Regions from separate parts of the Homo sapiens genome. Here all the other regions are linked to region 1. Evidence: chromatin loops called from intact Hi-C (ENCODE). Cell type or tissue: OCI-LY7. All regions are shown on one strand. Links, peaks and the distances in the headings refer to the core of each region. The heading gives the core; the rest is flanking DNA. Region 1 overlaps SIPA1L3 (signal induced proliferation associated 1 like 3). Region 2 overlaps SIPA1L3 (signal induced proliferation associated 1 like 3). Region 3 overlaps SIPA1L3 (signal induced proliferation associated 1 like 3).

Region 1 (10,296 bases), core at 2,305-7,304:
TTGATGTGTTGGCCTGGAGTCCCAGGAAGATCAGCAACAGAGAGTGGGCAGCTCAGGCCTCCGGCAGCAAATTAACAGGACATGGGCAGCCCAGAGGCAAAGTGACTTCCCCATTGTCCTGGTTGTAAAGGCTGAAGGGTCATGATGCTGATCTAACATTGGTAACAGCTGGACTTTATTGAGCACTTCCTGGGTGCCTGGCAGTATTTGTTTTCATCAACCTTATGAGATGGGTCCTGCCATACCCCACTTTCCTGATGTGTAGGGACTCATCGACCTCCTCAAGATCATATAGTTACTTATTTGTGGCTGGGCATGATGGCTTGCACCTGTAATCCCAACACTTTGGGAGGCCGAGGCAGGAGGATTGCTTGAGCCAGGAGTTCAAGGTCAGCCTAGGCAACATGGTGAGATCCCATCTCTACAAAAAAATTAGCCAGGTACAGTGGTACGTGCCTATAGTCCCAGCTACTCAGGAGGCTGAGGTGGGAGGATCACTTGAGCCTGGGAGGTTGAGGCTGCAACAGCAAGTCATGATTGTGCCACTACACTCCAGCCTGAACAAGAGTGAGACCGTGTCTCAAAAAAAAAAAAAAAAGTATTGATTCATGGCAGAGGTGGGGTTTGAACAGAGAGTCTGGTTCTAGCCGGTACTGTCATGAGGGCAGAGGGTGAGATGCAGGAGCAGAAGGCTTGACAGCCTGGACAGAGGAGTTTGTGTTTTCCTTCATGCTTTCATTTCGTGAATCTTTGTTACTGATGATGACTTTTGAGTTGACGTGATTGTGCCATCCCAGCCTCCCCTCCCTCTGTTCTAACACCCAGTGGTACATCCCCTTCCCCAACAGCACCATCAGACACACAGGTGGCTCTTGTGGAATCTCTCCATTCCCCATTATTCTAGGCCAGCCCTTCTCCCTTATCCTAGTTTTAAACATGAATTTATAAAGGGTAGTTAATTTGTGGCCAGGTGTGGTGGCTCACGCCTTTAATCCCAGCACTTTGGGAGGCTGAGGCGGGCAGATCACGAGGTCAGGAGATCAAGACCATCCTGGCTAACATGGTGAAACCCCACCTCTACAAAAAATGCAAAAAAAAGTAGTTAATTTGTTACTCAGCAAATCTCTACGGTGCCTACCAGACTCCAGATCTGGGCTGCTGGACACAGGAACATCGTTAAGCAAATCCCGGCCGTCGTGGAACTGACAGCCTGGAGGGGACGCAAGAGACTTGGGCATTCAACAGATAACTTCAGAGTCCCAACTGCAGCTGTGATACATACCAAACAGGAAACAGAGAGAGAGCGAGGAGAGCATATTAATGTGCGGAACCCAGGGCCTGACCCGGGGACCAGGAAGGAGGATGGCAAGGAGGGCTTCCCGAGGAGGCACCGTGTAGGCCGAGCCTAGAGCTGAATGGTGGCAGAGAGGGAACAGAGCACTTCCAGGGGGAACTGGAAAGCCCTAGACACATCACCCCAGTCCTCACTCCCACTGAACTCTGAGGAGACGGCTGCAAGTCGAGGCTCCCCACCCACCAGCACGTCACAGTGTGTCCAGGCTCAGGGTCCCCATCTGTAAGATGGGAGTGATATTGGTCATGGTGCCCATTTCATTGGTGGATGTCACTGGTGGATTAAATGAGTTACTATATGTAAAACTTTAGAACAGCTCCTGGCCTGTGGCAAGGGCTCTATAGGTTTAATTAGTCATTAAAATTAAAATTTGTATGTTGTAGGTCTAAAGATGGCTAATAAAAAATCACCCCACCCAGGCCAGAATCCAAGTTAGAGGACTGCTTGACAGGGACTGCCAGACACAGACTTGGTTGTGGGAGTCAGGGGTGCAGCCTCTGGCTACCACCCCCAGGAGGCATTCAGAAATGGGGGGTTGGCCGGGCGCAGTGGCTCACGCCTGTAATCCCAGCACTTTGGGTGGCCGAGGCGGGTAGATCACTTGAGGTCAGGAGTTCAAGACCAGCCTGGCCAACATGGTGAAACCCCATCTCTACTAAAAATAGAAAAATTAGTCATGCGTGGTGGCGGGCGCCAGTAATCTCAGCTACTTGGGAGGCTGAGGCACGAGAATCACTCGAACCCAGGAGGTGGAAATTGCAGTGAGCTGAGATTGCACCAGTGCACTCCTGCCTGGGTGACAGAGCAAGGCTCTGTCTTAAAAAAAAAAAAAAGAAAGAAAAGAAATGGGGAGTTGGTCTCACAATGAGTGGTGGGGGCCAGGGATGCTGACTGACCTATGCACAGGAGTGTTCCACCAAACATGCCCACGGCGCCCCAGGGGAGGGTTGTCCTGGAGGGGATTTCCTTGGGTCTTCGTCTTGTTGTACGTCTCTTATTGGGTTTCTCTCCCTGGGGTGGAAAGATGGCTGCTCTTGGAGATGCAGGCTGCCCCTGAATGCCCTGATCACTGACTCCAACTTGTAAAATATTTGTAAGATGCCCCCGCACTGCAGCACTGGGAAGCAGTGCCGGCCAGTCTGGCAGAAAGTGTGAAACCCAGTAAGTGATCTGCTTTATCAATCCAGGTTCTTGGGTTGCAAGCAACAGAAATCAACTCAGGCACCCTGAGGCCCTAAAAGGGTCGAGCAGCTCTGGGGTGTCTCTCAGTGGATATTCTTGGGCACTTTTTTAGGGCCCTGCATTGAAGAGCTTAGACACTGCAGCCCGCCTCCTGGGTGAGAATCCCAACCTCACTCCTTATTCATAAGCATCTCAAGCTTTCTGTGCATCAGTTTGTCGGCTATAAGATGGGAATGAGAACCGGAGGGTTGCTTTGAGGATTCAGTAAGTTGATATTTGAGACGTGTTTAGAACAGTGTGTAGTGTAGAGTATGTGGCTAGATATATACTAGCTGCTATTATTTTTATTAAGTGCTGTGGTTATTACTATTAGTATTATTTTTTTGAGATGGGGTCTCACTCTGTCACCTAGGCTAGAGTTCAGTGGCACAAACACAGCTCACTGCAGCCTCAACCTCTTGGGTTCAGGTGATCCTCCCATCTCAGCCGCCTGAGTAGCTGGGACTATAGGCATGTGCCACCATCCCCGGCTAATTTTTTGTATGTTTTTATAGAGACAGGGTCTTGCCATGTTACCCAGGCTGGTCTTGAACTCCTGGGCTCAAGCAGTCCACCCACCTGAGCCTTCCAAAATGCTGGGAGTACAGGCATGAGCCACCTCACCCACCTAGCCTACCATTATTATTTTTATTTTATTAAAAAAAATTTTTTTTATGAGATGGAGGCTTGCTCTGTCGCCCAGGCTGGAGTGCAGTGGTGTGGTCTTGGCACACTGCAACCTCCACCTCCTGGGTTCAGGCGATTCTTCTGCCTCAGCCTCCCAAGTAGCTGGGACTACAGGCACGCACCACCATGCCCGGCTAATTTTTGTGGTTTTAGCAGAGACAGGGTTTTGCCATGTTAGCCAGGCTGGTCTTGAACTCCTGACCTCAGGTGATCCTGAGGTCCTGCCTTGGCCTCCCAAAGTGCTGGGATTACAGGCATGGGCCACTTCACCCGGCCTCATTATTATTTTTATTGGCAGCTTGAAATTGAAATCCCTGAGCAAGAGGAAGCCATTGGCCCAGTTTGGATCAGGTGGGTGGGCAGGTCCCATGATTGGCAGTCCCCTCCACGCCCCCCCCCACAGAAGTAGGAGGAACGAGGGAGAAACAGTTGTCCCCAGGAAAAGTGGGCTGCTGTCACCAGAAGTTGGGGCAGAGACTCCAGGCTCCAGGCAGGTCCAGAGCGCCCGTGTCCTCCATGCTCAGTAACTGGACTCAACAAATGTTGGTTACTTCCCTGCTTTGTGCCATGGCCTCTGCTGAGCACAGAAGACACAGAAGGGACAGTGATTTGCACGGTCTCCTCCTCACAGGTCCTGTAGTCCAGAAATTGAGGGTCCTGGTTAAAACTAAATGCCTAGAACAGTGCCTGGCCTTTAGGAGGTCCTTCGTAAATGTTTCCTCAATGAATAAACACACAGGGAAGTGCAAGAGTTTTATGGAACACACAACAAAAGCATCCCACTAGTTATTTTAAAGAAATCCATGTTTGTACCTTTAGTCTCCAGGATGAGGTTCAGAGGGGTGTCCATGCACACAGTAGGTGTTTAATAAATGGGGACTAAATTATCTAATAGGTGCATGGTCCTGCAGCCTGTCCGGTGTGACAGTTGAGGGCAGACCCAGAGTTGGGGAGCTGGCTGCCTTCTCTGTTGAACAGGATGTGCAGACGTGGCTCCAGGATGCATCTCTGTGGAATGCAGTCGCTAATACAAATGAGCTTCCTCACGTCACAAGGCATCTATTATGTGGACAGTTGGGCGATGGGCCGTGGGACTGGGCGGGCTCTCTAGGGGAGTTTCAGAGCCACAGTTATGTTTAGGGCCTTCCTTTGGAGAGGGACTTTTCCCCATGAATGACTCTTAATAACAAAGATAATAATAGCCACCACTTTCCAGGTGCCTGAGCTGTGCAAAGGGATTAACCCATGGACTCCTCACAATGGCCCATGAAGCCAGTATATGATCCCCATTGTGCTGAGGCTCAGAGAGGGAAAATAACTTGCCTGTTGTGTGCACAGCAAGTGAGAAATTGAGGTGGGATTCTGGCCATGGTCTCTTGCTCCAAAGCTTGGGTTTGTCCTTCTATACCATGCACAGCCTGTTTTCTCTCTCTAGTACTAAGTTTAAAACAATATTATTTTTATTAATTTGCATATAGTACAATATTTAAAAATAAAAAGGCCAGGCACGGTGGCTCACACCTATAATCCCAACACTTTGGGAGGCTGAGGCGGGAGGATCACTGGAGTCCAGGAGTTCCAGACTAGCCTGGACAACATAGTGAGACCCTGTCTCTACAAAAAATTTAAAAATTAGCTGGGTACGGTGGCTCAGGGCTACAGTCCCAGTCACTCGGGAGGCTGAGGTGGGAGGATCTGCTTGAGTCCAGGAGGTTGAGGCTGCAGTGAGCTGTGATCGCACCACTGCACTCCAGCCTGGGTGACAGAGACCCCGTCTCAAAAACAAAACCAGAAAAAAAGGCAGTTTCCCTTCCACACCCAAACCCTTCACAGAAGCAGCCACTGTGACCTGTTTCTCACATCTCCTTTCAGAAGTCATGAGTACAAGCAAATCTATAAACATGGCAGCTGGGCTCAACATTAAGGGTGGCCACCTGTAGCCTGCGGGCGAGATCCAACTCACTGCCTGTTTTTGTATGGCCAGGGAGCTAAAAATGGGTTTTACGTTTTTAAAAGGTTAAAAAAAAGTTAACACTATTTCATGCCACGTAAACCTATATGAAATTTAGGTTTCGCCAGGCACAGTGGCTCACGCCTGTAATCCCAGCACTTTGGGAGGCCGAGGCAGGTGGATTTCCTGAGGTCAGGAGTTTGAGACCAGCCTGGCCAACATGGTGAAACCCTATCTCTACTAAAAAAAAAAAAATACAAAAATTAGCTGGGCGTGATGGCACACACCTGTAATCCCAGCTACTCAGGAGGCTGAGGCAGGAGAATTGCTTGAGCCCGGGAGGCGGAGGTTGCAGTGAGCCGAGATCGTGCCACTGCACTCCAGCCTGGGCAACAGAGCGAGACTCTGTCTCAAAAAAAAAAAAAAAAATTTAGGTTTCACTGTCTATAAATATTTATTGGAACACGGCCCGCCCATTTGGTTGTGTATTGTCTGTGGCTGTTCTTACACTGTAATGGCAGAATTGAGTGGTTGCAACAGAGACAAGTGTGACCCACCCCCCAAACCTACAATATTTGCTCTTTGGCCCTTTACAGAAGAAGTTTGCTGATCCCTGCACTACACACTTTCCTTTAGTAATGCGTGTTAGAGACAGTTGGCTCTCAGCACTTTTCTTGCGTGCTAACTGTGCTCCCCAAAAGCAGAGCCCAGCTGCAAGCCGTGGGCATGCCCAGGTTCGGCTGGCGGTGGGTCTGTTGGTGCCTCCGCGTGCACACTCACTCTGAGCATTTCTTGGGCCCTGGCTGCGTGGCAGGCCGCTGGCTGGGAGCCAGGGCAGGTCTAGGCCTGCCCTCAGGAATCCACAGGCCGGTGGGTGGGGAGAGTCAGACAGTATCGGGCAGTCCTGTGGAGGGATGTATTCAGGCCTGCTCTCACAGGCCTTCCTTGACCCTCTCCCCATCACTCCCACTTTGTTTTTATTTGTGGCACTTAAATAAAAAATAGGTCATGCATTTATATGCTTCAAAATCAATTCTATGTGGATGTGTGAGCAGTCTCTGTCCTCCACTCCTCTCCCTGCCCACCTTGTTCCTTCTCCCCTTACGTAATGATTTGTATTTTCCCTTGGGTATCCGTCTAAGGTATCATTATATCAATACAAGCAAATATGAATATATATTTTTGTCTTCTCCTTCCTTCGACAAAAGGTAGCCTACTCAGTACTCTGCTCTGCACTTTGCAAATGTTTACTGAACAGTATGCCCTGGAGATCCTCTTATTTTAGTGTTCTGGTGGAAACTGAAGGGTGGGTAGGAGTTAATAAGGCAAAAAAGAAAGGTGTATCTTAGGGTGGGGGAAGCATGAGGAAGAGCATTCTAGGCAGAGGGAACAGTGTGAACAGCATGCTTCCAGGTTCCGGGGAGCGTGGCTCCCTCCAGAGCAGGGGGAAGGCCTGGGAGGCTGAGGCCAGGGAGGAGGGGGCCCGTCGAGGCATGAAGGTTCAGCAAGGCCTGATGGTCAATGGAGGAACCGTGCCTTTAATTCTGAGCTCACCCGGGTGTGGGGTTCTGCTCTGTTTCCTTCCATGCCCTGATTTCTCTGTGGCCAAGTACACTTGGCCGTCATTCCATATGACCAAGGAGAGGCCAAGAATGTCCTCGAGAGAGGGTTATTGGGGCTGGTTAATGATGGAAGAATTTCTCCTGTGAGCTGCGCTCAAGAAGTGTGACCTGGTGTCTGGGAGGTTTCAGGCCTGTTCCTCCTGCCTCCTCAGTTCTTTCTAGTCATGAGACACGGGACACATCCCATCAGTTCTCATCTTTTCAGTAGACACAGTCGTAGTGCCAAATACAGGCTTTGTTTGGAGGGTAATGCATACACCGTGCTCAGTTCCAAGTTGGCCACATAGTGAGTGCTCAAGATGTGATAGAGATGGCTTTGGTTCTTTTTATAGGGCTGGTTTGGGCTCATACTTTGTTAGTATAGCTCATGATTAAAGGTTTGGGGATTCTGTGAAGTGCCTTATGCCTGTAATCCCAGCATTTTGGGAGGCTGAAGCGGAAGGATTGCTTGAGACCAGGAGTTCAAGACCAGCCTGGAGAATACAGCAAGACTCCCACCTCTACAAAAAATGAGCCAGGTGGTGGCACGTGACTGTAGTCTCAGCTACTCAGGAGGCTGAAGTGGGAGGATCACTTGAACCCAGGAGGTCAAGGCTGCAGTGACCTATGCTTGTGCCACTGTACTCCAGTCTGGCGACAGAGGGAGACCCTGTCTCAAAAAAAAAAAAAAAAAAGAGTTTTGGTTTGATCACCTGAGTTCTAATACCTGCTCTGCCACTTCTTGTCCGTGTTGAGCAGGTTACTTAACCTCTCTGTACTTGATTTTTGTCACTTGCAAATGAAAGTGATAATACTTGCCTCTTGGTCCCATAGATGCCGGCAATTATTATTATTCCTATTATTTCACAGCCTCTGCTGTACAGTATTGTCAGATGACGCAGTGCCAGTGGTAGCAGCGTCGCCATCATTTCAGCAGCAGTGCCCTTCGTTAGCTGTACCACCTCACCTTTTCTGCAGGACACCTTCCCGCAAATCCTTTCCTGTCAAAGGGTTAGGGTAGAGTTGCTCCGTGAGTATTTAGGAAAGGAGGCCCTGGAAGAGAGGATTGTCTCTTTAGTCCCTTTATGAGTCATTGGCCATAGAAAGTTACATGACCACCCATAACTGCAGGGAAGGGTGAGAGATGGAGAATTTTCCTAATCGCCTCCCACACAGAATATAAATATCACCACCACAGCTGTGTGCAGTACGTATTTGTGAGCACGTTAATCTATCTTGCCATCAGAGAGGCTGGCTCCAGCATCTTACGCATGTCCACGTTGTGGTCAGTTTGCAAGAAGTCACCCGTGATATGTGGCAAAACAGCCGGACTCCCAACATAAAGTGCTGGAAGGAAGACTGTGAGGGACACAGTTGTAAAGGTTCTCGAATTGTATCTGTCTGATCAGAGAAACAATTTAATGTCCCAGATCAAAGTCGAGAGGCAGGCTCTGGGAACTGGGCTGTGAGCAGCCAGAGAAAGGCGGCAGAACCAGTTTCTTCAGGGCAGGTCTCTTTTATCTGCTTGTCTGATTGCCTGGTGGACACTCCATTGGCTCCCAGAGGCCTTCCTGGTCATCTCCTCCCTCTGGCTGGGTCCTTGATCTTTGCAGATGGCTGCGTCCCCTGGGGCCAGGGAGCACCTACTGTGTGCCTAGTGCTGGCCAAGGTACTGGAGATAATCATAGGTAATGTTCTTCCAGCGTTCACCATGTGCTTGGTGTTGCGGTTACTTGAGTGAACTCATGTAATCCTCGCAGTAGCCCTATGAGGTGGGACAGTGTTAGGTCCATTACAGACATGGAGACAAGCCCAGGGCTGCTATGTCACTTCCCCAAGGTCACAAAGCTAGTTAGGGGCAGCCTCTACCGTCTGGATCAAAGCCCGCCATGTAAATGGCTCCAGCTTTTGCAGGCCACATGCACGTCTTCAGAGCTTTCTCCATAATGGACTCTTTTGGAAGACCCTGGCCTCCAAGGGCTGTATAGTGGCTTATGGCTCTCCCAGTTAATGGTGCTTATGAATGTGGCTGTGGAGGGAGAGAGGCTGGGGCTGGACAACCTGGGCTTTCCCGGTGTGACCTGTGGCAGCCAGAAAGAGGGACGGGGTCAAGCAGGGGCATCTTTGTCCACCCTTAGCTCCTCCTGGCTATTCAGGACCCACCTTACAGGTTCCTGTGGCCTCCCTGGGTTGTCTTCCTGGGGTCGAGGGTTCTCTGGCAGGCATACCATGGTGCCCTTGCCCCTCTACCCCGACATCCCAGCCAGGCCATGTTGAAATTGCCTTTTCATTTGTTAGTTGATCTATGCAAAATGTTGGGAGGGCAGGGGCCTTGCATCTACTTCCCTTGGCCCAATCCTGGCTGTGCAGTAGGTTTTAAAAACACGTCTGAACAAATGAATAAATAAATGACTCATGTGATGGAACTAACATCTAAACAGAACTTAACTTGCAGTATCTTCTGGGCAAATGCCACATCTGGGCTAGAGAGGCAGTGGAGGGTGGTGGTTGAAAGCCGACCCTGGAGCCACGTGCTGGGAGTTGAAATCCAGTTCTGTCGCTTACTTGCTGGGTGACCTCGGACAAGGGACTGCACCTCTCAGGACCTCAGTTTTCTCATCTGTTAAGTGGGATAATAGTAGGACCTGCCCCACGGAGCAGTTGTGAAGGTTACGTGAGTTGAAATGTTAAAGCATCTGGCACAGGCACTGGCTTAAGAGTTAGCAGCTGCTCCTAGGCACCGTGCAGTAGCGTTGACCATGAAGAGTAACCGAGTCTTAGCCTCAGGTATGCGGAGAGACCAGCTCAGTTCCAGGGGAGATGTTGTTCACCTTGTGAACCTAAGAAACAGTGGTTTCATCCAAAAAAGATTGCTCAGACCTGGCATGGTGGCTCACACCTGTAATCCCAGCACTCTTGGGAGGCTGAAGTGGGTGGATTGCCTGAGCTTAGGAGTTCGAGACCATCCTGGGCAACATGGTGAAACCCCGTCTGTACAAAAAACACAAAAATTAGCTGGGCGTGGTGGCATGCATCTGAGGTCTCAGCTACTCAGGAGGCTGAGGTGGGAGGATAACTTGAGCCTGGGAAGCAGAGGTTGCAGTGAGCCAAGATCATACCACTGCCCTCCAGCCTGGGTGACTGAGCGAGACCCCATCTCAAAAAAAAAAAAAAAAAAAAAGATTGCTCAGCACTGATGAGGAATTGTAACTGTAACCCTGATCAGTAAGCTTGCTTCATACAGGCATGATTCGAGTGGAGATTTTTGGAGTTGCACGAAACTATGTGTTCTTTGTGGGAGAAGTTGGGAGAAAGACCCAGCCCGGCTGAATCTCCTGAGAACAATGAGGCACTTTTTGCAGATGCGCTGTCCTTCCAGTCTCAGGGAGCGCTGTGTGAGCCCTGCGCAGGGCGGGGCAGCGAGGCGGTTAAGGGCTGGATTCCATCCTTACTAATGTGTGACCTTGGGCAAGTAACACCAA
Region 2 (10,296 bases), core at 3,309-8,308, 70 kb after region 1:
ATACTTAACAAGTCTCCTATAGTATATGCCTCCCTTTTTATTATTGCCCAAACTAGCATCATTTAAGTTTTTAAAAGCTAATATGTCTTTCCCAAAGAGCACTTGTTCCAAAATAAAATAAAGTGAAAGACCCTGAAATATAGCTACATTTTCTAAGGATAATATTTTGGGCATATCTTGCTTTATCTTTGGTTACATCTTTTATCCAAAATAAATGAAGTTAACCACTCACAAATAGCTAGCTCAGTAGTGTTTGACCTTCCTGCGTGAGCTGTAACTAGTTCTCTCACATCCCCAGCTTGACCTCATTCATTCATTCATTCGACATTGATATATTTCCTGTCAGCTACCCTGAAAGCCAGTAGTAAAGATGGCCTTTGGAATGTGTTGGAATCTCAGCCATCCCCTTCTACCTCTATGACCATGGCCAAAGCACTTACCTTCCTGTGCCTCAGTTTCTCCATCTGTAAAACAGAAGAGATAATGCTGCCTACATCATAATATGGTTGTGGGCATTCAAGGATTTAAAACAGATCCATGGGCCAGGCACGGTGGCTCACACCTGTAATCCCAGCAGTTTGGGGGGCCGAGGCGGGCAGATCACTTGAGGTCAGGAGTTCGAGACCAGCCTGGCCAACATGGTGAAACCCCATCTCTACTAAAAATACAAAAATTAGCCAGGCATGGTGGTGCATACCTGTAATCCCAGCTACTGGGGAGGCTGAGGCAGGAGAATCGCTTGAACCTGGGAGGCGGAGGTTGCAGTGAGCTGAGATCACACCACTGCACTCCAGCCTGGGCGACAGAGCGAGACTTCATCTCAAAATAAATAAATAGTTAGATGGAAAGAAAGAGAAAGAAAGAAATAGAGAAAAAGCGAGAGAAAGAAAGAAAAAAGCAGATCCACAGTCCCAGGTGGAATGTGATCCAAGCTGATGTCTTGTTATCACTGCAGAAATATCGATGTGATAGTCTACCACTGTTCGCTCAGAACCTTCTAGGGTTGCCTTTCTAAAATCTGAATTATTCAGAATTCCGAAACACATCAGGCCCAAGAGGTTTAGGAAGGGATCATGCCACCGTATATATGAAGAAAGCACTTAGCCTAGTACCTGGCACATAGTAAATGCTGTGTCAATGTTAACCATTTACTGTTGCTACTATTACTAGTTAAAGTGCTTACCTCACCATCCGTAATCATCATCATGGAAAAGCGAGTGATAATCACAGTGAGATACCGTGACACACCTGCTTCAGTGGCTACGATAAAAAGAGGGCACGGAGGAGCTGAGGTCAGAGAGTTCCACAGGAGGTCTGCTAGGGACTGGGGCCTTTTCCTTACATGGATAGGGGGAGGGTTCTGAGCAGAGGAAGGACATGATCTGACCCATAGATTAATAGAGTCCCTCTGGCTGTGTGTGGCAGCAGGAGCCAGAGCCAGGAAATTGGGGCAGAAGCTCCTGCTGTGGTCCATGGTCCTGCCTGTGGGGGTGTGAAGGAGGGGTGAGCCCATTTATATCTTGAAGGTGGAGCTGACAGTGAGTACTGATGGCCTGGATGTAGGGGTGAGAGAAAGAGAGGGGGCTAGGATGACCCTGAGGTTTGGGCCTGGACACCAGCTGAGGGGTGAAGATACTGCATTGAGGGACCCCAGGGTCGGGGTTTGCAGGGAGTGGCAGAAGGCCTTGTGAAGAATCAGAGACGTGGCTGAGTCTGTTCGGTGCTGGGTGCCCGTCAGACAGCTGCGTGAGATGGCAAGGAGACAGTTGGATACGCATACCTGAAGTTGAGAGAGGTCCAGGGGGGAGAAGGAAAAGTAGGGGTCCCCAGCACAGAGGTGTTGAAATCACGAGGAGAGCCGTGTGGATGGGGAAGAGCGAAGCTGTGCGGAGAGACGGCGAGGAATCAGCGAAGGAGGCTGGGGAGGGAGTGCCAGTGAGGAGGGAGGAGACCTGGAGAGTATGGACCCCTGCAGTGAGGCAGGAGGTTGATGAGGGCCCGAGGTGATTGCTAGATGGGAGGCACAAAAGGCTGAAGGGAGCAGGTTCAAGAGAGACGGGGCTTTGTTGAGGCCTGTGAAGGTGTGACTACACGTGTTGTTTGTTGCTTTCTCTCTGTTCAGGCCACACCTGGCACACAATAGCTGCACAATAAAAATGTGTTAAATTAATGTCTTCATGGATTGGGGAGAGGTTAGAACGCAGAGGAGCCCTTGGAATTGGGGGTCGTCACTGTGGAGTATGGCAGAAGTGTGTTCTATGGACCTGGGCTCCTGTCCCCAGATGATGATGGGGAAGGAGAATCAGAAACATAACCCAGACATCTGGGCGCCCCCCAGACCATTTACTTAGTGCCTGGTGCCACCAACAGGACTGACGTGGCATCCCCATCTAGAGAATGAGTCTAATAATAATACTGACTCATGGAGCTGTTGTCAGGAATCAATGAGATAATGCTGTAAAACATCATCAGTGTTTGATAGGCTTGAGCTGTTGTTACAAGTTAAATCCTATCATTACCATTATTCTGGCTTCATGGCCCTCACCACCTAGTGGGGGAGATAGATATCAAATAATCAGGCTGGGCGCAGTGGCTCACACCTGTAATCCCAGCACTTCGGGAAGCCAAGATGGGCAGATCACTTGAGGTCAGGAGTTCGAGACCAGCCTGGCCAACATGGTGAAACCCCGTCTCTACAAAAAATACAAAAAGTAGCCAGTGTGGTGATGCGTGCCTGTAATCCCAGCTACTCGGGAGGCTGAGGCACAAGAATCACTTGAACCCGGGAGGCGGAAGGTTGCAGTGAGCTGAGATCATGCCACTGCACTCCAGCCTGGGTGACAGAGTGAGACTCTGTCTCAAAAAAAAAAAAAGATACCAAATAATCACTCAGCCACGTAATTTAACTGTGGCAATGAAACTATAAAGAAAAGGTACACAGCCACTCGAGAGGCTAAGGTGGGAGGATCGCTTGAGCCCGGGGGGTCGAGGCTGCAGTGAGCCATGATCACGCCACTGCACTCCAGCCTGGGTGACAGAGCAAGACCTTGTCTCAGGAAAAAAAGAAAGAAAAAGTGCAGGGGGCCTTGAGAGAGAATAACAGGCAGGAAGGAGGTGGGGGTCTTATTCCAGGCTGGGGTGGGCGTGGGAGTGTCAGAGGAGGCTTTTCTGAAGAAGCAACCTGTGAAGCTCGACGGGGAGGATGAACAGGAACTAGCCTGGGGTGGGCTGGAGGCTGGGGCATTTTGGCTGGGAGAATAGTCTGTGTGCAGGTCCAAGGTGTCGCAGGTGGGGAGGAACTGGGTGTGTTGGAGGAGCAGAGTGCGGGAAGGAAAACTTGGGTCAGCTGGTCTGGTGAGCCACGGTAGGAGATTTGGACTTTCTTCCCACAGCCCCTGGGAGCCACAGAAGGGTTTTCAGGGGAGAAGTGATACAACTTCATTTAATTCTTTCTAAACTTCTGTGTGCACTTTCAAGCCTTGATGTCCTGACACTCTTCCTCCCCCAGGACAGTTTGTACCGCTCCAGGGTCACGTCAGAGACTCCAGAGCCGCCTCCACCACTGTGATTCCTTGAAGCTTTTTGCCGTCATCTGGCCACTCAGTCGGCGGGGTTGAGAGGAGCTTTCTATAGACGAGAAGGTGCCCTGGTTCTCGACTCATCAGCCTCTAGGAAAGAAGCAGCTTGCTGGTCCATCCCAGGCTGCTGGGAGGCCCGAGAAACAGGTCACAGCAGCCCCGCCTCCTCCATAGACCTCCAGGCCTCTCAAAAGGGACCCCCACCTGCTGCCCGCAAAGATGGCCTCATTTCCTCTCAGGCCCAGCGCTGCCAGCAGCCTGTCCCCCCTCCTCATTTCCCTATTTCTTTTGAGTGGCCAGATGACAGCACAAAGCTTCAAGGTCGGGGGCCGTGGGGTGGTGGTGGAGTCTTTGACCTCATGCCGATCAACGTGCTTCTCTCGGTTCCCTGTTCTGGGCCCTGCCCTGGAAAGAGGCAGGGTGGCCGGGGAGGGGAGTTTCCAGATTACCTGTGTCTCCTGGGCATGGCACAGGAAATGACTCCTTCATAGGCTGAGAGTTTTGGGAGGCCCTGTGCCACAACCCCCCAGCAAGAGCCCACATGAATCCGCCATCTCGCCCGCAGCCTGGGGATGCTGCTGGATTTTCCGGGTGTGGAGGGGCCCAGGTCCCCCGAGCAGCTCCTCTGACCCCGCAACCCGGCATCTCCTGTGCCCGAGTGGCGTCTGTCAGTTGCTCAGTAAGTGGAGGGCTTTGCTGTCCCTTCTGCTGTACCCACAGCTGCCCGCTCAGAGCAAGGTGGCTCTGATCCTGCAGGAGGGGGCTCTCTTTGAGAGCACTTGGGTGTATCGTGTCTCAGAAAACCCACATGGCTTGTAGCTGTGGCTGCCTAACAGCACCACCTGGGTGGTTGAGTGGCTCTTCCAGAGACCCTTAAGTGGATGGGCTCCCCAGCCAGGCGTGGTCCCCACTGCTAAGTATGTTATAGGTGTTGACCCACTTAGTCCTCCCAAAAACCCTGTGAGGCAGGCACTATCCAGTTTTACACATGAGGAAACTGAGGCACGGATAAGTTGGGTTGTTTGCGTGAGCCACACAGGTAGGAAGTGGCAGAACCAGGATTTGAACCCAGACCATCTGGCTTCATAATCACTCTGCTATACTTCCTGCCAGCCTGTTCTCCCCCGCCGACACACACGCACGCACACACGCACGCACTCACACACACTCCTACACATTCCTCTCTCTGTCATATCACCTGGTTTATTTTCTTCATGGCACATATCACAGTGGATTTGTGGGCTTGTGTATTGCCTGTCTACACCCTATAGTATAGCCTGTGAGCTCCTGTTTGACCATAGGAATTCTGTGTCTTGTGCATTGCCATATCCCCAGCATCTAGAACAGGACCTGGCCCGAAAGAGCTGCTCAGTAAATATTTGTTGAATGAATGAACCGACATGGCCAGTGACACAATGTCTCACTGGGTAGGTTTGTGTTATTTTTTCCTCCTTCGACCTCGATCCCTCCTGCCACTCACTTTATAGTAGAGGCAGTCACAGGCGATCTGTGGGTAGAGCGATGATTGAACCCGGGCCGGGCTGACCCCAGAGCGCACGCTCCTTTGCCCGCCCCTGCCACACTGGTATCTTTCCCTTGATGCTGACGGAGGGATGTGACACCGCAGCCAGCCAGGTCTCCTCATGGAGGGCCTCGGACCACGTGTCATTTTAGAGACCCCAGCGGCAGTCCAGATCCTGAAGTCCGACCTTTGATTCAGGAACAGAGCAGCTGCAGGAGTGCCAGGCTGGGCTTTCTGGTCCTGTCTCTCATCCTCAGCTCCAGTCAGCTGGGGATTAACCCCCTGCCGTCATCAGGAGAAATACAACATGGGAAACCGGCGGTAACTCCACTGTGGTAAAGGATGTGAGGGAAACAGTGACCCACTGCAGAGGGTTTCCTGAGCTCTCGTGCACAGAGAATCGTGCGTGTGCCTCTGGGTGGGCAGGGGACATGCAGCCTGGGTGAACATTTCCCATACACTAGGATGAATTGGCCCTTCCTGTTCATGCCTCTAATGCCCCATTTCCCTCCTACAGAGATTTTCTCTTGTTTAACAATTAAAAGATAGCAGGCTGCTTTGTGGTTCTCAGTCAGGATGCTTTTTAGTTGCAAGTAACAACCCTGGCACCATCTGGCCAATGGTTAAGACATGTGATGTGTTCTAGAAGCCCAGGGGTGGATGGGCACCAGGTGGATAGGATCAGCAGCTCAAGCATGTCTGTCAGGGACTCAGGTTCTCAGCCTCCAAAGGCCTCTGTATGCCTCTTGGTTCCAGAATGGCTTCCAGTGATAATCAGGGCCACTTGCCCTTGTCCACAGGCATCAGGAGAGAGAGAACACACCCCACTGATGGTTATAAGTGGTTCCCCTCAGTCTACAGCTGGTCCAGCTGAGGTCACGTGCCCCTCAACCAGGCCGGTCAAGTTACTAGAGGAATGCCACATCCTGATCACTCTTGACCAACTGGGTTCTGTTGTCTAGTAGCTGAAAAAAGCAGAAGTGGAAACTGAGTAGACAACCATTAATGCCTGCCAAGCTCAGTCCCTGACCAAGTCCCCTCCCTAAGTTAGCAAATCGTGTCAGGCCCAACAGATTTTGTGGCATTTGAGAACAAAGAAGTGTGGTTTTCTTTTGAAGAAGTTTAGTGACTTGCGTCCAATTTCTGCCTCCTGCATCATCCACCCTCAGTTAACACCCAAAAAAGGGGGCAGGCTGGGCGCGGTGGCTCACACCTGTAATCCCAGCACTTTGGGAGGCTGAGGCGGGCAGATCATGAGGTCAAGAGACCATCCTGGCTAACACGGTGAAACCCCGTGTCTACTAAAAATACAAAAATTAGCTGGGTGTGGTAGTGCACACCTGTAGTCCCAGCTATCGTGAGGCTGAGGCAGGAGAATCGCTTGAACCCAGGAGGTGGAGGTTGCAGTGAGCTGAGATTGCGCCACTGCACTCCAGCCTGGGCGACAGGGCGAGACCCCATCTCAAAAAAAAAGCGGGGGGTGGACAGGGGGCAAGTGGAGTCTGGCTGCCAAAGACTACTTGTCTGATGGTGGGGAAAAAAAATGGGTGTCTCCTCCCTTGTCACTGGGAAGGTTTTTGTTTCTCTTTCCATCTTCATCCTCTATAGGTCCTTTCATTCCTTCCCCCAGTCTGAAATATTTCCGGTGTGTCTGTAGCTGTGCACACATCCTTGCAAAATATATATTGAGGTTTGAGTAAAGAGTCAGCTTCCGGGGTTTGGAGCTCTGTATCTCATTCTTTCGGTTTCTTCTGGTTTTCACCAAATAGCATGTGTTCGCCATCTAGCCACGTTGCTGGATGTGTGTCCAGTGTATGGCGTCTGGCAGCTGAACAGTTGTACATGCTGTACATCTGCCACGGCTCACGTGTCTGGTCCCCTGGTGTTGGGCATCCAGGTTGCCCCTAGCTCCACCCCACTTCAAACCATGCTTCAAGTGAGCATCCGCCTACCTTTGCCTTAGGAACCCATGGGGCTTACCCCCAGGAGTCAGTTGCAGCCGGAGATAGGCATTCTCTCTCCCCAGGGGTGGGATTAAGGCACCTGCCACAACACCCAGCTAATTTTTGTACTTTTGGTAGAACTGGGGTTTTGCTCCATTGGCCAGGCTGATCTTGAACTCCTGAGCTCTCTATGAGGCTGCTCTGACCCGCGTTCCCCCGAGAGCACAGGAGGGTCCCGCTTCCCCATACCTCTCGCCACTTTGCTGTTGTCCTGCTTCCCAGTTTCACCAATCCGAAGGGTGTCAAGTGGGGTCTCCGGGGTTTTAATGCTCTGATGGTGAGTCTGGCTGAGTGCCTCTTCATGCCCCTGTTAACCTAATTCAGGCTCCCCTTTCCAAGAGAGGCCCAGTCAGCACAGGCATTGGAAGGCAAATTCTGGAGCCGGTGACCTGCGTTTGAATCCTGACCCTGCCATGTAACCCAGCAAGTTAGTTCACCTCTCTGAGCCTCAGAGCTGCCATAAATATAAAATGGAAATAATAGTAGTATCTATATTGTAAGGTATTTTGAGGATTAAATGAGATAATATATGTAAAGCATTTAAGACAGTGCTGGCTGGGCATGGTGGCTCACGCCTGTAATCCCAACACTTTGGGAGGCCGAGGCAGGTGGATCACTTGACGTCGTGAGTTCGAGACCAGCCTGGCCAACATGATGAAACCCCGTCTCCACTAAAAATGCAAAAATTAGCCCGACGTGGTGGCGCATGCCTGTAATCCCAGCTACTCAGGAGGCTGAGGCAGGAGAATCCCTTGAACCCAGGAGGCAAAGGTTGAAGTGAGCCAAGATCACACCACTGCACTCCAGCCTGGCCAACAGAGTGAGACTGTCTCAACAATAACAACAACAACAAAAAAACAGCGCCTAACACATATGTGATCTGAAAGCATTAGCAATTATTATCACTATCACCGTCATTATTATTGTTTTAAAGTTTCTAAACTTTCAAATGTTGTATCCTTTCACTTTCAATGCACGTCAGAATGGCTCTGCCTGTGGAGGAATTTCTGGCTTCTCCTGGGTCGTCCAAGAGACAATATAGTCAAAGTTGTCCGAAGAGCAGGCTTGGAGCTACTCCTTTCTTTCACATTTGAGTCGAGTGCTGTATATTCATTTCCACGTGTGTAGTTTTTAATTTTTAAAAGTATGATGTGTGCGCTGGGCATGGTGGCTCATGCTTGTAATCTCAGCACTTTGGGAGGCTGGGGCTGATGGATCACTTGAGGCCAGGAGTTCAAGACCAGCCTGGGCAACATGGCGAAACCCCATCTCTACAAAAAATACAAAAGTTAGCCCGGTGTGGTGGCACACACCTGTAATCCCAGCTACTCCAGAGGCTGAGGCGGGAGAATCACTTGAACCTGGGAGGCGGAGGTTGCAGTGAGCCAAGATCATGCCACTGCACTCCAGCGTGGGTGACAGAGCTAGATTCTGTCTTAAAAAGAAAAGAAAATATATGTAAAGTGTTTAGAGCAGTGCCTGGCACATGGTAAATGCTATAGTCATGTTTGTGGATATCACTACATTTACCAGAGTTTTCTCCTCTGGGTAGCACATAGGTTTTAATGTGACGTGATAAATACTTTTTCTTCACAGCTAGCATTTGTCTCTGATGACTATCTCTAGACATGTTCTCACGTTAGCATGTTAAATGTACCCTCTTTCTTTTTAATGACTGCCTGTATCATATGGACATATCAAAATGTATTTACTGATTCTTTAATGAGAGACTCTTGGGTTTCATCTTTTCGTCTTTCTCAAGTAGTGCTGCAGTGGGGAGCCTCGTCCAAGAAGCTCTGGGTTCTTGAGCCAGTGTTTTTACTGGAGCCAGAATTGCTGGGTCCAGGGATATGCATGGTTTTGATGTAATGAACTGACAAGTTGCCCTCAAAGACGGTTCTGCCACTAGAACCTGGTGTATCCCCACCAACAGAATACAGACCTGTTGGTTTTGATTTGTTTCTTAGTTTGGTTTGGTTTTTTTGTTTGTTTGTTTGAGACAGGGTATCTCTGTGGCCCAGGCTGGAGTGCAGTGGCTCGATCTTAGCTCATTGCAGACTCGAACTCCTGAACTCAAGTGATCCTCCCACCTCAGCCTCCTGAGTAGCTGGGACCACAGGCACACACCACCACACCTGCTAACTTTTTAATTTTTTTGTAGAGACAGGGTCTTGCTATGTTGCCCAGGCTGGTCTTGAACTCCTGGTCTCAAGTAGTGTTCCCGTCTTGGCCTCCCAAAATGCTGGGATCGCAGGCGTGAGCCACCACGCCCCACTTGAGTTGTTTTAGTAATGGGGAATTTCAGGCATTTACAGGGGTAGAAATAGCATATATTGCCTGCATGTACACAGTTGTCACCAGATTCTTTGGTGACCAACACATGGCCAGTCTTGTTTCATCCATTCCTCTGCCTTTGGATCATTTTGAAACAAATCTCGAACATTGTATCATTTCATTTGGGGAGCTTTAAACTGCATGCCCACAGCGTGCCTGTACATCGTGGAAGAGAGGAGGACATTTCTATAAAATCATCCTGTGGTGCTTTTCATTTTCCATGGTGTGTCTTCTCCCTTGATTCTCAGATGCCCCTAAGACATAGACAAGGCAGGTGTATCTGTTGGGAAAACAGAATCCACTCTAGGTATTTTAGCGGAAGGAATTCAATACAGGGAATTTGGTTAAAAAAGTTGGGGAGGAGCAGAGAAACCAAAAAGGGGCAGAGGCCAGTCCCTAGATGAGCAACCAGAGCTGAAGGGCGCAAGGAGTAGGGCACCTTAGCAGAGCCCAGGGCAGTGTTGGGCGGAGGCCTCCTCCGCGTGAGATGCTGTCCACATTGGAGGGAGGACCACCTGGCTTCTCACCACCTCTACCTTCCAGGCTTCTGCCACTGCCCCTGTTGGCTGAGCCTCACCAGCAGTCCTGGGAAATGTAGTTCCCTGTGTTTCAGAGCAGGCTAGGAAAAGGGCAGGCAATGGATCAAAGAGGGAACTCGATCCCCATTTGATAGATGAGAAAGCCAGAGGGTCTAATGGCCTGTCAGGGGCACCTCATTTAGTGACAGGCACCATCCCTGGCACTGAGGTAAGTCCCTTGGTTGCCAGGGTAACCTGAGGCAGCTCTTTGGGCATTGCATGCCACCAGCCAGTCACTGCTGCCTGGGATGGGCCTACATGGTTCCGAGTTCCTCCTCTGC
Region 3 (8,854 bases), core at 839-5,838, 50 kb before region 1:
TTATTACTTTTTTTTTTTTTTTTTTTTTTGAGACGGAGTCTCACTCTGTTGCCAGGCTGGAGTGCAATGGCCCAATCTTGGCTCGCTGCAAGCTCCGCCTCCCAGGTTCAAGCGATTCTCCTGCCTCAGCCTCCTGAGTAGCTGGGACTACAGGCACGCACCACCATGCCCAGCTAATTTTTGTATTTTTAGTAGAGATGGGGTTTCACCATGATGGCCAGGATGGTCTCAAACTCTTGACCTCGTGATCCACCCTCCTTGGCCTCCCAAAGTGCTGGGATTACAGGCGTGAGCCATTGCGCCCGGCCGATTTATTACACTTTTGAAAAGTTTGACTAGTGACCACATGTACAAGGAACCAAAGCAACAAAAATAGGGCACCCAGTTCCCTTCCCAAGAGACCACCACAATTCCAGTTTCCTGATGGTGACCAGTTCCTTGACACTACATTATCTGAGTGAGTTTCCTGTCTTGTATTAGGTTGGACTGCCTGACATTGTGCTTTCGTGGGTCAAGAATGGTTGAATATTGGCAATTTTATGAGGTTCAGCCTAACAGCTTCCTTTCAGGAACATGAGGAATTTGGCCAATCCTTTCTTGCTGTGAGGGTTGGTAGTCCTCCCCCGATTCCTCCTGCATCTCACCATCCTCTTTCAGTGACAGGCCCAACAGTGCCTGTAACACCAGGGCGTGAAAACCCCTGCCCTACTTGTGGCCTCAAACCAGGGCTTGCTATTAAGCCCAGCAAGAGGCTGCCCCTTTTCCACGGGGACCTCACCTGGCTTCTGATGTTCGTCACTTTGGCTTTCTGCGTCTTGGTGCCACCAGTTTTGAAATCACAGCTCCCAGAGGGAGGGGCACCCGCGGACTCTTGCTGGGTGTTTGGTGTGACTCACATGGTGGGGGTGCTCTCTGGAACCCGTGGGCATTCTGCATCAGTCACCCATCAGAGTAGCTGGCAGAGCACCCAGCTTGAGGTGTCTGTGGGAATCTCTGCGGGGACCAGGTGGCTCAGGCTTGGGGAGGGGGCCTGAGGAGCCGTGCACCTCCCTGTAGCGATGGGAGACTTGCAAGTCGTTGTGGAACCAGGGCACTGGCCTCGGTCCTGTGGGAGCGGGTGGGGGTGAAATAACCTTAAAGGAGATATGGCGCCAACTTTGGAAGAGCTCAGTCGGGAAGTTGTGTCAGTTGGTAAGCCTTTGGCTGCAAACAGTAGTAACAGCATCAGCAGCAACAACTGCAGCAGCAAGTAGGCAATGTATGTAGCGTCTGCTGCATGCAAGACACTGTGCCGGGCCCTTCACATGAAGCCACTCCTTTAAGCCTCCCGACAACCCTGGAAGATATTATTCTCCCTTTGCAGATGAGGTAACTAAATTTGAATAACTTGTTCAAGGTCAGGCAGCTAAAAAAAGGTGGTGGCATGATTTTTTTTTTTTTAGATTCAGAGGGTACATGTGAAGGTTTGTTACATGAGTATATTGTGTGATGCTGAGGTTTGGGGTACAGATCCTGTCACTCAAATAGTGAACAGAGTACCCAATAGGTAGATTTTCTTTTCCTTTTTTTTTTTTTTTTGAGATGGAGTCTCGCTCTGTCACCCAGGGTGGAGTGTAGTGGCGCAATTTCAGCTCAGTGCAACCTCCGCCTCCCGGGTTTAAGCAATTCTCCCTACCTCAGCCTCCCGAGTAGCTGGGATTACAGGTGCCTCCACCAACCATGCCCGGCTAAACTTTTTTGTATTTTTTAGTAGAGATTGGATTTTGCCTTGTTGGACAGGCTGGTCTTGAACTCCTGACCTCAGGTGATCCACCCACCTTGGTCTCCCAAAGTGCTGGGATTACAGGCGTGAGCCACTGCGCCTAGCCCCCAGTAGGTAGATTTTCAACCCTTGCCCCATTCCTTCTTGGTTTTTGGAATTCTCAGTGTCTGTTGTTCGTGTGTGTGTGTGTGTGTGTGTGTGTGTGTGTGTGTGTGTACGTACCCAATGTTTAGCTCCCACTTAGAAGTAAGAACATGGGGTGTGTGTGTATATGCAATGTTTAGCTCCCACTTAGAATAAGAACATGGGGTGTGTGTGTGTGTGTGTGTGTGTGTGTGTGTGTGTGTATGCAATGTTTAGCTCTCACTTGTAAGAACATGGGGTGTGTGTGTGTGTGTGTGTACGTGTACGCAATGTTTAGCATCCCACTTAGAAGTAAGAACATTGGATATTTGGTTTTCTGTTTGTGCATTCATTCACTTAGGATAATGGCCTCCAGCTACATCCATGTTGCTGCAATAGACATGATTTCATTCTTGTTTAATGGCTGTGTAGTATTCCATGGTATATATGTACCACATTATCTTTGTCCAGTCCGCTGTTGATGGGCATCCGGGTTGATTCCCTGGCTTTGTGGGTTGATTCACATGCTATCGTGAAGAGTGCTGCGATGAACGTAGGAGTGCAGGTGTCGTTTGGTAGAATGGTTCCTTTTCCTTTGGGTAGATACCCAGAAATGGGATTGCTGGGTCGAACGGTAATTCTATTTTTAGTTCTTTGAGGAATCTTCAAACTGCTTTCCCCAGTGGCTGAGCTAATTTACATTCCCACCAACAGTGTATCAGCATGGTGACGTGATTTGGATTCAGGCAGTCTGACTCCAGAGCTGTATCTTAACTCTAAAGCTCTGTGTGCTACTGCAGTGGTTTTCAAACCCGAGCAAGACCAGGTGTGGTGGCTCACATCTGTAATCCCAGCACTCTGGGAGGCCGAGGCAGGTGGATCATTTGAGGCCAGGAGTTCGAGGCCAGCCTGGGCAACATGGTAAAACCCCATCTCTACTAAAAATGCAAAAATTAGCCGGGTGTGGTGGCACATACCTGTGGTCCCAGCTATTCGAGAGGCTGAGGCAGGAGAATTGCTTGAACCTGGGAGGCTCTGAGAGGTTGCAGTGAGCCAAGATCATGCCACTGCACTCCAGCCTGCGCAACAGAATGAGTGAGACTCCGTCTCAAAAAAAACAAAAAACCCTAGCAAGGATCAGAATCCCCAGAGGGCTAGGTAAAACACAGATTGCTGGGCCCCATCTGATTCTGTAAGTTCCTGATTCTGTAAGTCTAGCTTGAGAATTTGCATTTTGTGGTGACACTGGTGCCCCTGGTCCAGGAAGCACGTTTTGAGAACCATGAGCTACTGTAATAGGAAGCCCAAATGAAATTGGCCTGAAATAACGAGATTTATGATCTCATATAACAAAGAAGCCTGTAGGTAGGCAGCACAGCAGCACAGGAGTTGACTAAGCAGTTCCACAATGCCTGCAGGGACCCCATCCCTCTCCTTCAAGCCACTCTGCCATCCATGGTGTGTCTCCTGTGTCCCTAGGCTCCCTGCATGGCCACAAGATGACTGCCAAGGCTCCAGTTGGCACACACTGACAGTGCCACATCCAGCAGCAGAAAGAGGGCATCTCTCACTTGCTGTGTATCTCTTTAAGAGTGAGGAAACCTTTCATTGATTCCCTGCCTCCCAGATTTCCCTCATATCTCATTGGCCAGCATGGTGATATGTGACCCTGCCCAGAGAAACCAGCCAAGGGCCAATTAGGATTGACCCTCTGGGGCTGGGGCTGGGGCTGGGGCTGGAGCCGGGGCCAGCCTTACCTGAAGTAGGTAGCACAGGGAGGAGAGTGGCTACAGGAATGAAATCAGAGTACCATTTAGGAAAGGACTGGGAAAGGGGGAGGGATATTGGGTAGGCAGACAATTGGTTTTGCTGCAGAAATAAGTGGAACACAGGGAAAGCATAATGCCCATGCATTTTTGTCATCGTGCTTACCAGCTTTGTTTTGTAATTACCTGAATCAGGACTTAGCTTTTTGTTCTCTAATCATGCCCACCTTTGAAACTGTGCACAAAGTCCCAGTACCACAAGAACTCTGAATCTTGTTGGAATACCAAGTATTCTGTCTGGCAATTCAGGGAAACTTGAGTTGGGTGATGAGGCAGCAGTCTGAAGGTTAGAGTGCGAGGTCTTTGAGAGCACTCACTCACTCTGCCCAGAAACACCTGGGTCTCACCCATCTCTCTGCTCCTGACTCCCTCCCCCCTCCTCCTACCCTTCCTTGCAAAGGCTGTTTCCCCCTCTGAGGGCTGTTCTTGGATGAAAGGAGAGGATGCCAGTCAAGTGCTTACCCCCAGGGGCCAGCGCATGGTAAGTACTTAAGAACGTGGCCTCTGCTATTAACATATTAAATGTGACTTTTTATGTATGTATGTCTGTATCTATGTATGTATGTATGTGTTTGTTGTTTTTAGAGACAGTCTTGTTCTGTCACCCAGGCTAGAGTGCAGTGGTGTAATCATGGCTCACTGCAGCCTTGATCTCCTGGGCTCAAGCAATCCTCCCGCCTCAACCTCCCATGTGGCTGGGACCACAGGTGCATGCCACCGTGCCTGGCAAATTTTTTTTTTTTTTTTTTAGTTGGAGTCTCACTCTGTTTCCCAGGCTGGAGTGCAGTGGCGCGATCTCGGCTCACTGCAACCTCTGACTCCCTGGTTCAAGCGATTCTCCTGCCTCAGCCTCCCGAGTAGCTGGGACTACGGGCGCCCGCCACCACACCCGGCTATTTTGTATTTTTAGTAGAGACGGGGTTTCACTGTGTTAGTCTCGATCTCCTGACCTCATGATCCTCCCACCTTGGCCTCCCAAAGTGCTGGGATTACAGGCGTGAGCCACCGTGCCCAGCCCATGCCTGGCTAATTTTTTAATCATTCATAGAGACGAGGTCTCACTTTGTTGCCCAGGCTGGTCTCGAACTCCTGGGGCTCAAGCGATCCTCCCACTTCAGCCTCCCAAAGTGCTGAGATTACAGGTGTGAGCCACCGTGCCCAGCATAAATGTGACTTATAATAAATATTTTATAATCCTGCACCCCCTTACCAAAAAAAATCTATGAAGAGTGACCATCCCTTTTGCAGACTGAAATTTCCTGAGGATACCTGTTGCTACTGCTCGTGGCCACACTGTAAAGCCATTGCCCTTTGAGATTGCAAAGGGCTGAGGAATGCAGTGTGGGCTCTGAGCCAGACTGCTGAGTGCAAGTTCTTGATCCATCTTGGGCTCCCTGTTTTACTTTGGGCAAGCCACTTAGCCTTGCATGTCTTAGTTTCCGTATCTGTAAGGTGGAGCTGGTAATGGTACTGTCCTCCTAGGTTGTTGGGAGGATTCGAATGCATCAAAGCACGTGACATGCTTAGACACCCCTCCCCCCCAACCCCCAACAGCACCCGACCCAAAGCAGCACTCATACAATATGTATCAGCTAATCTTTGAATATTCTGTGCCAGTTCATTCACAGGGGACTATAAGCTCCCTGTGGGCAGGATTTATGTGGTTTTTGTTTACTACTGTGTCCCAGTGCCTGACTCAGAATAGACATTGTTTACATTTGTGTGTGTGGATGAAAAGAAGGATGGTAAGAGCCTTTCTTAATTTCTTTTCCTTCAGCTGCCTGGAATTTAAACTCTGACCTGAGCTGATTACTCGGTATTTTGAAGGAATAAAGTGGACCTGACTGACTCTGAGGGCAGCATGTGATAAGTGCAGCTGATTGTTGAGCATTTTTGTGAGCCACAAGCATAGTGCTCACCATAAAGATCTCACTTGGCCAGGCACAGTGGCTCATGCCTGTAATCCCAGCGCTTTGGGAGGCTGAGGAGGGAGGATCGCTTGAAGCTAGGAGTTTAAGACCAGCCTGGACAACACAGTGAGACCCTTGTCTCTACAAAAATAATAATAAAGCTCTCACTGACTCTTCATCCCATTTCATAGATGAGGAAACTGAGGCCCAGTGGGAGCACCTGCTTCTTCTTACAAGAGGAGATCTAAAGTAGTGGTTAAGGCCGGCCGCGGTGGCTCATGCCTGTAATCCCAGCACTTTGGGAGACCAAGTCAGGTGGACCTCCTGAGGTTGAGAGTTCAAGACCAGCGTGGCTAACATGTTGAAACTCCGTCTTTAATAAAAATAAAAAAAAAAGTAGCTGGGTGTGATGGTGCACGCCTGTAATCCCAGCTACTTGGGAGGCTGAGGCAGGAGAATCCCTTGAATCCAGAAGGCGGAGGTTGCAGTGAGCTGAGATCGCATCACTGCACTCCATCCAGCCTGGGTGACAGAGCAAGACTCTGTCTCAAAATAAAATAAAATAAATAAATAAAGTAGTGGGTAAAAACTGGAACCTTGGAGCTCCTCTGCTTGGGTTAGATCCCCACCCCAGCACTTTCTTCCTGTGTGACCTCCAGCCTATGACTTATTCGTTGAACTTCTCATCTGTAAAATAAGAATGCTGATAGTTCCTCCTTAGAGGGTCGCTGTGAGGGTTAGGAGAGAGAATTCATATGTAGCACTTAGAACAGCGCCTTGTGCAGTGAGCATTCCGGTTGTGGTTGTTATTATTAGCCAGCCAAAGCCGTTCAGTTGTGCTTCCAAAGCTGGCTGGAAGAGTCCAGCGACCGTGTTTAATCATTAAGCTGCATTGCCTCTGTGAGCTAGTGCCTCCTCTGCACGGGCCAAGGAGCCCGCCTTTAGATTGTACGGTTCTGAATGAAGCATCCAGGCGCAAGCTCAGGGCAGGGGACGGTGTGGGCACAAGTCCAGCCCTGGCTCTGTCAGTGAACAGGTGGCCTGTGCCTGAATCCGAGGTAATAGGCGAGCCGCCTTTGTTACCTTTGAGCTTTCTTTCAAGCCCATTCAGACTCCTCAGACCACGTGTCTGATGAGTAAGGAGGCCTTTTCTTTCCCTCCCCCAAAGGGAATGTTGGCAAAACAGCTTTCTTTGGGAACGCGCCTGTTCACGACGACCAGCCATCTCCTGGGGAACTCCGGTGGCTGGCTGGCGTGTTCCTGCGGCTGTTGAATAAGTCGCTGTTAGGAGCTGGCACGGCAGGTTCCCGTTTCCGCATTCCAGGCACCCACAGCGGGCTGGGGGCGGGCACCACTGAGGTCGGCCTGGAGAGCCAAGGCAGGTGGCCTCGCCCTGGGAGGACCAGGGACAGGAGGAGTCCACCTGGGGCTCCCCTGACAGCCACCTGCCCACTTTGTGATCAGAGCCGTGTTCGGGGAGTCTTTCAGGTGAGCGATATTCATTAAATTTGGCAGTGACTTGCAGAGAAAGTTCATCATGTTTCTTCCTCTCCGGAGTTAGACAGTTAGCTTTTTTTGTTTTCTCTTTTTTTCCCCCCTCTTCTCCCTGAAATGTTTACCTGTCTGCTCCTAACTGTGAAGAAAGAGTGGGCCGGGTGTTGACGGACTGAGAAAAATGGAGGACATTTCTCCCAAGAGAAGGAATCGGTGACTCTTTTAGTGAGTTGAGCTCCTGCTGGATGCAGACTTCTGTGCCGGGGCTGGGGGCGATCCCAGCCTGGTGTAGATGAGCTCTGTGGTCTCGCCTGAGTCCGCTTTCCTCTCTGGGCCTCAGTTTCCTCTTCTTGTGAAATGGGAACTAGCAGCAGTGCCCAATGAGTCATCTATGTAAACTGCTTCAAGCCTGGGCACTGAGCGGTGCTCAAGTCCCCCCTCCCCAACCCCAGGCCCCCATTTTCCCTGTGTGACCTCATCTGTGACCTCTCAGCTGCTTGCTTGCTGTACCCCAGCTGCACTGGCCTCCTGCTGTTCCTCCCTCGGAGACTTTGCCCTGGCTGTTCCCTCTGCCTGCAACACTTCCCCTAGAATTCCCCAGCGCCGCCTCCCTCCCTCCTTCCCTCAAGTCTCTGTTCAGATGTCACCTTCTCCATGAGGCCTCTCTCCTTATTAAATTGCACCTTCTCCCTCACCCTCGCCCTTACTCTTTGCTTTATTTTTCTTCATAGCATTTACTTCCACTTGACATATTTTGTCTATGCTCTGCTTCCCAGCTCTAGGCTCCATAGAAGCACAGGCACTTTTGTGTCCATCCTTGTAGAACCGTTCCTGGCACGTGGTAGATGCGGGCTAAATTGTGATATGAATGAATTTATATCAGGTGCAACATGATCCAAGGATGGGTGGCCAGCCCCGTTTGGGGTTTGAGGAGGGTGTCAGCTTTTCCAGGAACCTGTGGCTGTGGGTGAGGCGGCATGTGCAGATGCCTCCCCCTGGTCACCCAGTGGCTCTCTGGCACCTGCCTGCAGCATCCAGCCCTCTGCCTTCCTGTCCTGCAACCCCTGCAGTCTGTGCAGCCCAGGCCTGGTAGTGACTCATCTGGGCAGCCTGGGTGCCTGTGGCATGGAACAGGAAAGCTTGGCCTAGTAAGTGGAGAGGATGTCAGGTTCATTTAGGTGGAGAAGACTGTGTGGAAGATACCACCCATATACACACATCTCATATGTATCTCCAGCCCCTGCTTGCTGTTCCTGCAGGGGGAGGCCAGGGAGTGCCTGGGAAGTAGCAATTAACCAGCCAGGCACAGTTGAGCCATCTCCCCTGCTTTAATGGGTAATAATTCTTGCTCTGGGGCTGAACAAGTTTTAATTAAATGGTGAGCGCGAAGAATCTGACCGTGTAATAGCTGACACGTCCTCATCTATTTTCTAGCTCCCGGTGTCAGCAATTGATTCTGTAAAAATATCCTGGGCAGGGCTTCCCTGAGCTCCATGAGTGAGGTCAGTGGCCTTCTTGGATTTCTCCCAGCATGAGGCACCAGGGGACTGAGGTGCTGATGGACTTCGCGCCGCTGTAGCATACATCATCGCATGTCAGGACCTGCTGCTATTTTAAGAATGTGCAGAGCAGGAGGGAAGCTCTTCTGCAACATTTAACACATATGTCCCTTGAGCTCCCAGTGCGGGAGTTTGGGGTTGAGTTGAGGACTCTCCTATTACACTTATTTCATGTAATGC

What was found. Hi-C counts contacts between places; a loop is a spot of excess contacts. Peaks named below come from ENCODE experiments on the same cell type or tissue, not always from the same donor. Only the 100,000 strongest peaks of a DNase experiment are listed, where the experiment ranks them.
Region 2: it touches region 1 in a loop (6-fold over the local background); 3 of 110 quality-filtered maps call a loop at or near these places.
Region 3: it touches region 1 in a loop (6-fold over the local background); 7 of 110 quality-filtered maps call a loop at or near these places.

What each region holds. Positions count from the first base shown.
Region 1 is chr19:37,973,932-37,984,227 of GRCh38, forward strand. All of the region lies in intron 1 of SIPA1L3 (signal induced proliferation associated 1 like 3), which reads left to right. Among named protein-coding and RNA genes, the nearest start is that of SIPA1L3, 72 kb to the left of the region's middle. RefSeq lists a silencer at 104-163 and enhancers at 4,275-4,384, 4,425-4,534, 5,899-6,278, 7,928-8,429. In OCI-LY7, for the core only: no CTCF peak of the experiment used is centred there; DNase peaks (open chromatin) are centred at 3,740, 4,280, 5,130, 5,700 and 1 weaker place; H3K4me3 peaks cover 3,182 bases; H3K27ac peaks cover 5,000 bases.
Region 2 is chr19:38,042,518-38,052,813 of GRCh38, forward strand. The region is part of intron 2 of SIPA1L3 (signal induced proliferation associated 1 like 3); the gene reads left to right. Among named protein-coding and RNA genes, the nearest start is that of SNORD152, 120 kb to the right of the region's middle. RefSeq lists enhancers at 3,144-3,193, 3,924-4,303, 5,172-5,920, 6,574-7,103, 9,840-10,296. In OCI-LY7, for the core only: no CTCF peak of the experiment used is centred there; DNase peaks (open chromatin) are centred at 3,934, 5,744, 6,094, 6,914 and 2 weaker places; H3K4me3 peaks cover 4,121 bases; H3K27ac peaks cover 5,000 bases.
Region 3 is chr19:37,925,584-37,934,437 of GRCh38, forward strand. All of the region lies in intron 1 of SIPA1L3 (signal induced proliferation associated 1 like 3), which reads left to right. Among named protein-coding and RNA genes, the nearest start is that of SIPA1L3, 23 kb to the left of the region's middle. RefSeq lists a silencer at 631-700 and an enhancer at 7,313-7,975. In OCI-LY7, for the core only: no CTCF peak of the experiment used is centred there; DNase peaks (open chromatin) are centred at 1,298, 2,678, 3,098 and 4,078; H3K4me3 peaks cover 3,595 bases; H3K27ac peaks cover 3,783 bases.